Linked DNA regions of Homo sapiens: region 1 is linked to region 2. Evidence: read pairs that join two places in POLR2A ChIA-PET (ENCODE). Cell type or tissue: Caco-2. All regions are shown on one strand. Region 1 overlaps NUP98 (nucleoporin 98 and 96 precursor). Region 2 overlaps RHOG (ras homolog family member G).

Region 1 (4,000 bases), 120 kb before region 2:
ATACCTAAAGAAACAGGCCTCTCTCCCCCAAGAAAAAAAGAAGCTGAAGTTTTGCAATCAACCTCTTTAAGGGGTGAGGTGATGGTATGCAGTCATCTTGACACAGAGATGAGAAGACTGCTATTTCCAGTATACTCAAACGGCACAAGTAGTTTCCCCATGCAAAGTAAAATGTAGGGTCTTTGGTGCTAATAACAAACCACTGGCATTTCCCATCAGCTTCACTTGGGTCAGTGAGCAATAAATATGAAAGAATTCTCTAGAGTCCTACATTTCTGCTCCAACATACCAAGCTCAAGGCCTTAGAAAATAATGCAAGTAAACAAAACCTAAAGTCTGGACATTTAAATACCTCTATCCATTTCTCTCATTTCTGCTCTTCCCAACCAAAAGGTCAAAGACCATTTCCACTTCCTCAGTCAAAGCTACTTGCCCATTTTAGGCTAGCCATGGTGACTCACGCCTGTAGTCCCAGCACTTTGGGAGGCCAAGGTGGGAGGATCACTTGAGGCCAGGAGTTCAAGACAACATGAGTTGAGGCCAACATGGCAAAATCCCCTCTCTACTAAAAATACAAAAAATTAGATGAGTGTGGTGGTATGCCCTGTAGTCCCAGCTGCTTGGGAGGCTGAGGAATGAGGCTGCTTGAACCTGGGAGGCAGAGGCCACAGAGAGCCGAGACTGCACCAGTGCACTACAGCCTGGGCGACAACTCTTTCTCAAGGAAAAAAAAAGCTACTTGCCCATTTTAAATCCTTACTACCTCTTTTTGCTAGAACCTTGATCTGAAATTTTTGGGTGCTCAATTTTTCAAAGAGCTCTCACAAACACAAGTGTCAATATAGGAGTTTATAGTTATTTTTCTACTATTTCTATTCTGGCAATTAAAGAACCTAGAAACTACTGTCAACATTACAAACATTTTCCTGTCTGTCCATAAATGAAGCTTTTCTTTTTCAGCTGGGCCAACTGGAAAGAGGTTATCTTTAAGATCCTACATATTACTTTTGTTACAGAAAATAAGGCCATCTGACTCTTTCCCTCAGAAATACATATATTTATAATAAATATATATATAAGGTTATAAAAAATTAGGAAAGAAGGAGATGATACAAAGCATATGACAGACAAAATGAATATGGATAACTGGAAAACCAAGTCTATAGCATTTCATTTGTCAATGGAGATTTCTTAGGGGCATTCTAAATGCTACCAAGATTATAAACATAAAAGTCAATATATTTCCAGTTTCCCACATTTATCATACCCTCCCCTCCCCTGTACGCGCAAACATGTATATACACACATTCTCCAGAAATGCCTCCTAAGAGATTATTTAATAAATCATAAAAACCACACATTTCAGCAGCCATAAGAATTATAGCATGGAAAATACCAAAGGTCTAGCTTTCAGCAGCTGAGAGGTAGAGGATGCTTTACAAAGAAATCCCGTATCAATGATACAAGTAATTGCGATAAACAATGTAGGCCCTAATCTCCCCAAGCCAAATAATAATTCATTTACATTCCCAAACTATTTTTCATAAAGATTATGTACTATTAAAATACAAATATCAAGGTTACCCGAAGTATAAGCAAACAACTTTAAAAAAATGGAGATTAAAAACCCTTTCAGAAAGCTAATTTAACTTTTAAAAAACCATGGAGGTAAAGAAAAAGATTAAACTGCACATCAGGTAGTCAATAAAGGCAGAATTTACTGTGCATGAACCCACATGAGCAAATCTTAAGTTAATCACTGAGCAGAGAATTCAGCAAGTCCAAATGAGAGAGAACAAAGGGTTTAAAAATGACAATCTGTAGAGGAATAATCCAAACAGCAAGAGAATTCTTTAAATCTCTCCAGTAAAAAGACAGATGCCTGCAAGACCTCACGCCCTCCCTTGCACTTGTTTCAACGTGATTGCCAATGTTTGTACTCTTCAAAGTTCCAAGGGTCATAAAACAGCTTTGTATTAGCTGAATGACTTGCTTTCAACTTCGGTATCACGGATTCCATTCAAATTCACTGTCCTTTTTTCTCTACCTGAGGTGGAGGTGCAGGTTTGCCATTAAGAGCCATCTGCAAGGGCGTAGTCTGGCTTGCAGGAGGCAAAGGAGCAGTCTTCAACTTCTTTGTACTAGTTTTAGACGGATGCTCCTCCTCCTCTTCATCAGAATCCTGAAGGCCATACTTAGAAAAATGGGAGACCTAAGGAAGAGAAGAACCCCACAAAACAACTTAAACATTATGCTTTCCCAATACCTGCCTTTGCAATCTTGCAGCATTACCTTAAGAAAAAAGAAAGAAAAGGGGAGAAATATCTAAGTATTTAAAGCAAAATATATCACCTATCACACTTTTATCTAAGATTTAGAAGACGTTTGATGTATGCTCTAGTTGCTCATACTAGTAAATTAATAAAGATTACATAATATACATTAAAATGTCATTTAAACTGTAATCATTAATATAGGAAACTTAATCCAAAGACTTGTTATTATTTTCACAGACATATATTGCCTGTTATCCTCTATCTACCCAAGGGCCTTTAACAAGTTAAATAATTCAACCAGCCTAGAATGGGAGGAAATCATTGGATTAAACTATTACGGACAGTCAACCTCTTCATCTCCAAAAATCTTTAAAAGTAAGAATGACAATTACATAGGAAGAGTTGATCCAATAGACACCTGCCTGATGAATTACTGAAGTCCCTAATGATGACAAACATTAGAAAAACTACACCTTAGAAATGTATTTATAAATCCTCATAGGAGTTGGGTAGAGGACTTGAATCACGAGCCCACAGTTTGTAAGAACTCATTACTGCTGAATTTTAACTAGGTTTGTAGTTTGGAGTGAATCATAATGTATCTGTACATCTCTCTCCAAATTTCTAAAAATAAAGAGAATTTGGCTGGGTATAGTGGCTTACACCTGTAATCACAGTACTTTTGGGAGGCCAAGGAGGGAAGACTGCTTGATCCCAGGAGTTGGAGACCAGCCTGGTCAACACTGAGAAACTCGATCTTTACAAACATTTTAAAAAGTAGCCAGGCATGGTAGTGCATGCCTATAATCCCAGCTACTTGGGAGGCGGAGGCAGAAGGATTGCTTGAGCCCAGGAATTTGAGGCTGCAGGGAGCTATGATCCCACCATTGTACTCCAGCCTGAGCAACAGAGCAAGAACCCCATCAATCAATCAATAGAATTTAGCAAAGGATCCCTTCCAACATAAACGTTATGTGACTCCAAATATAGTTTATAAAAGTCTGAACTGGGTTAAATGACTATACCTTAAACACCCAAGAACCAGTTTCAGGCCGGTATTCTTTGAATTGAGCTCCCTGTTTCCTTGAAACTGCTTCCAATCTTCCTTCATAGTTGATATCAGCAAGGCGATCTGGGCTCTTTATTAAACAACGAGATGTTTTATCTGTTGGCCAAACTCCATCCAATGTAACTTCAGCCTTCCTGTAAAACATAACCAATTAAAGTAACCAATTAAAGTAAAAGCGCTTCATATATAAGACCAGAAAGCCACCTAACACATAAATAGTGAATAATGGTAACTATGCTGCCTTGGAATTATTCTGCATGTGTCATAAACTTGAGTTTTGCCCCATAAGCTTAAGAGCAAGGAGTCACTCCTACATTGACAACTCAATATCTGGTTCTAGAGTCAGACTGCATTTATTTAAATTACCATGGTACATCAATTATTTCCAATCTCATTTTCACACTTAAGCTAGGAATCACTAACTTATTTAAGTTACAGTCCAGTGGTACGAACCAAGTCTTATGCAGGTCTTAAAGGGCTACCGTACTAAATAATAATAAAAAACAGCTACTACCCATTTACTAAAAACAAATGCTTAGAAAATGAAGTATCAGGAATATCGGTATGAAGATGACTACAAGAGTGGTGGTGTACCACTTCTAATATTAATACCAGAGTTCAAGTGTTGTATCCTATTCATTTTGTATGCCTTACA
Region 2 (4,000 bases):
CTTTATTTTGGTGAGCAGGAGTGAGTGAGCTATCTGTAATGATTCTAGGACTGCAAGCTAGGGTACCTGGAAGTCTTCAGTTGAGACAGAGACCTGGGTTCAAATTCCAACTCTTGTTGTTAAAGCTGTCCTCTTGGGGATGTGAGGTACAGCTGTCACATGCATGACTGTGGGAGCATCTGCCTTTAGACTAATGGCTCTGAACCTCTCCCTTTCTGAGCCCTAAGATCAAGAAGTCTTTCCTCAGGTTTTGTGTCTGAGTCCACTACAGCATCTGTGACTGGGCCCCAGAGCAAGACTGCCCCCTCCAAGGGAGCCTAGAGCTTTGTTAGGGAAATTGAGGGGTGAGGGGACCACAATGAAGCCTATTGTCTACTAGAAGAAACAAAAGGCTCCCAGTCTCTGGGGAGCCCTAGCCCATGCCCACCCGCTAATGCCCAGCACACAGGGAGGAGCCGGGGCCACTGGAGACAGGAGGTTTTATTGATGCTGATGGGGGTAGGAAAGGTCCCCAGAAGCATGGGGGCTGAGTCAGTCAGCAAATGCGTAAGGCCTAGGCACAGAGGAGCAGGTTAGGGCACATTCACCTTCTCAGGATTCTGTGGCTCCCTCATTGGAGAAGGGAGAGAGCATCTTGGGGGCGCAATTCCAAGAGCAGCGAGGGCAGAGGTTAGAGATGGCTGAGAGCCCCTAACCTGAGGCGGCACCACAATAGGCAGCAACAACTGTGTGGAAAGCTGGATGAACTGGTCAGTAGCGGAAAATGGGAGGGGGCACTGGGTTGGCCTCTTGGGGAGGGGTCCAACCTTGGCTTGGATGAGCTCATGAGAATACCCAGTGTTCCCAAGCAGAGGGGGGCAGAGCCCAAAGCCCCTTTCTCTGCAGGCCTCCTTAAGGAGAAAAAGGCACTCAGAGAAAAAGGCATTCAGGGAACCCCCTGGAAAGGGGTGCCAGAATTAGTCCTTAAGGCACAGCTGAGGCGGACAAGGCACCAAGGCACAACTGGTGGGGGGAGGGCAGGGGCAGCCTCCAAGCCAAGTGCCAGGGTCACAAGAGGATGCAGGACCGCCCACGCTTGATCGGCGTGGGGTTGAGCACAGCCCGGACAGCCTCGGCGAACACTTCCTTGACACCATCCTGTTGCAGGGCTGAGCATTCGAGGTAGCGCACAGCGTGGATCTGCTTGGCCAGTGCCTGGCCCTGCTGCGGTGTGATGGGCGCCTGGCCCTGCTCCTTGAGGCGCCGTAGGGTGTCAGGCTGGGCTCTCAGGTCCTTCTTGGTGCCCACCAGCAGGATGGGCACATCAGGGCAGTGGTGGCACACCTCTGGATGCCACTTGTGCCGCACGTTCTCATAGGACGGCGGACTGGCAATGGAGAAACAGATGACGAAAACGTTGGTCTGAGGGTAGGAGAGTGTACGGAGGCGGTCATACTCCTCCTGGCCCGCAGTGTCCCACAGGTTCAGGTTCACTGTGCGCCCGTCAACTGCGCTCTGCGCGCTGTAATTGTCGAACACGGTGGGGATGTACTCTTTGGGGAAAGCGTTAGTTGTGTAGCAGATGAGCAGGCACGTCTTGCCCACAGCCCCATCACCCACCACCACGCACTTGATGCTCTGCATCGTGGGTGCAGTTGCTGTAGTGGAGGCAGTGCCTCCTCTCTCTTCTGGACCCCTCTGGCTGCAGTGACCTGTGGACAGATGAAAGGGGACATTCTTGGTTAGGGAGGCCTCTGCCTATTGGGAAGAAAAGATGGGGGCACACAAAGGGAAACCGGCTCCTGTTCCCTTAACCTGACACTATCCCAAAGTCCCATCAAGACGGTCATCAGAAAGACACACAATGAAAGGCCCTGAGGCCAAGCAAAGAGGCAGTATAATGTGGTAGAAAGCACATAAACTCTGGCGCCAGACAAACTAAGGTCAAATCCTGATTTTGCTATTTCCTAGCTGTGTAACCCTGAAAAAATTGCTTAACCTCTGTATGCCTAAGTTTTCTTACCAGTAAAATGAGGATAAAATAATATCTACCTCACTGGGTCATTGTGAGCATTATATAATACATGTAAAGCATTTAAAACAGTGCCTCGTCCACAAGTATTAGCTATTTTTTTTTTTTTTTTTTTGAGACAGAGTCTCACTCTGTCACCCAGGCTGGAGTGCAGTGGCGTCATCTCGGCTTACTGCAAGCTCCGCCTCCTGGGTTCACGCCATTCTGCCTCAGCCTCTCGAGTAGCTGGGACTACAGGCACCCACCACCACGCCCGGCTAATTTTTTGTATTTTTAGTAGAGATGGGGTTTCACCGTGTTGGCCAGGATGGTCTCGATCTCCTGACCTCGTGATCCGCCCGCCTTGGCCTCCTAAAGTGCTGGGATTACAGGCGTGAGCCACTGCGCCTGGCCAGTATTAGCTATTTTTTTTTTCCAGGCTATACAGACACAAAAGGAGAGTGCACAAATTTAGGGATCTACTAGATCCTCTACTAAATATGGACCCTTTCCACCAGGAGACTGGAAAGTGTTTTGGCACAGGACAGCTGTCCCAGGTCACTCTGTGATGCAGCCATAAGTAGAACCTCTCTCAACTCAGGGCCCACCCTGCCCTCTCCAAACCTGGTATCTTGGCTACTGAGTACAAACCCAAAGGCACAGTTAAGAAACCTGCTGAGTAAGGGGCTCAATTCTTTAGAGAGCTGCCCTATCCCAATCCAGGGTATTCTGGCAATGGGGAAATTTTTTTTTTTTTTTTTTTTTGAGATGGAGTCTCACTCTGTCGTCCAGGCTGGAGTGCAGTGGCGTGATCTCAGCTCACTGCAACCTCCGCCTCCTGGGTTCAAGTGTCTCCTGCCTCAGCCTCCCGAGTGGCTGGGACTACAGGCAGGTGCCACTGCATCCGGCTAATTTTTATATTTTTAGTAGAGATGGAGTTTCGCCGTGTTAGCCATGCTGGTCTCAAGCTCCTGACCTCAGGTGATCTACCTGCCTCAGCCTTCCAAAGTGCTGGGATTACAGGCGTGAACCACCACACCTGGCCACCCCATCATTCTTGTAAGTACTGAAAACCCTATCTGGCCATGTACACTCAGATTGCCAATTCAATGCAGGGGAATACTGGAGATTCAGTTGGACCTGGGATTTGGACTGGGGTCTGGGTATGTTATGATGAATGAGGTAGAGGCTGAGGCTCCCAGACATTAGTATCTTCTCTCAAGGCCCTTGGTGGGGTGGAGCAAATTTTTTTCTTTTTTGAGACGGAGTCTTGCTCTGTCGCCCAGGCTGGAGTGTAGTGGCGCAATCTTGACTCACTGCAACCTCCACCTCCCGGGTTCAAGCGATTCTCCTGCCTCACCCTCCCGAGTGGCTGGGATTACAGGCGCATGCCACCACGTCCAGCTAATTTTTGTATTTTTAGTAGAGACGGGGTTTCACCATGTTAGTCAGGCTAGTCTTGAACTCCTGACCTTGTGATCTGCCCGCCTTGGCCTTCCAAAAAGTGCTGGGATTACAGGCATGAGCCACCATGCCCGGCCTGGAGCAAATCTTTCAGGCCCAACTAGGAAGGATGAAGTCAAGAGTAAGACAAAAACTTGACTTTCCCCTCAATCTTCTGTCCATTTCCTGAGATCCTGGCATGTGCCTCTGAAAGATTTTAGAGACTTCCAGACTCTTGGATAGAAAATACCATCATTAAGAACATAGATGCTAGAGTAAGACTCGCAGGTATTCTAATCACAGCTCCACCAACTAGTTATATGTGATCTTGGCAATATATTTGTTCCCTGAGCCTCAATTTTCTCATCTGTAAAATGGGGATAATCTTGCCTATTGCATTACAATTGCTCAGAATATGAAATGAGGCCAGGCACGGTGACTCATGCCTGTAATCTTAGCACTTTGGGAGAATGAGGCAGGTAGATCGCTTGAGCCCAGGAGTTTGAGACTAGCCTGGGCAACATGGCAAAACCCTGACTCTACAAAAAATGAAAAAATTACCAGGGT

Evidence for each region. ChIA-PET counts read pairs that join two places held together with the same protein. Peaks named below come from ENCODE experiments on the same cell type or tissue, not always from the same donor. Only the 100,000 strongest peaks of a DNase experiment are listed, where the experiment ranks them.
Region 1: POLR2A ChIA-PET joins it to region 2 with 6 read pairs; 2 of 35 experiments call an interaction of 5 or more read pairs at or near these places.

What each region holds. Positions count from the first base shown.
Region 1 is chr11:3,710,517-3,714,516 of GRCh38, forward strand. It overlaps NUP98 (nucleoporin 98 and 96 precursor), which reads right to left. Exons shown (of 33, transcript NM_016320.5): 19 at 3,302-3,479; 20 at 2,048-2,212. Among named protein-coding and RNA genes, the nearest start is that of CHRNA10, 41 kb to the left of the region's middle. In Caco-2, no CTCF peak of the experiment used is centred here; a DNase peak (open chromatin) is centred at 1,995.
Region 2 is chr11:3,826,516-3,830,515 of GRCh38, forward strand. It overlaps RHOG (ras homolog family member G), which reads right to left. Exons shown (of 2, transcript NM_001665.4): 2 at 463-1,691. The coding sequence starts at 1,623. The coding sequence ends at 1,048. Among named protein-coding and RNA genes, the nearest start is that of RHOG, 12 kb to the right of the region's middle. In Caco-2, no CTCF peak of the experiment used is centred here; no DNase peak of the experiment used is centred here.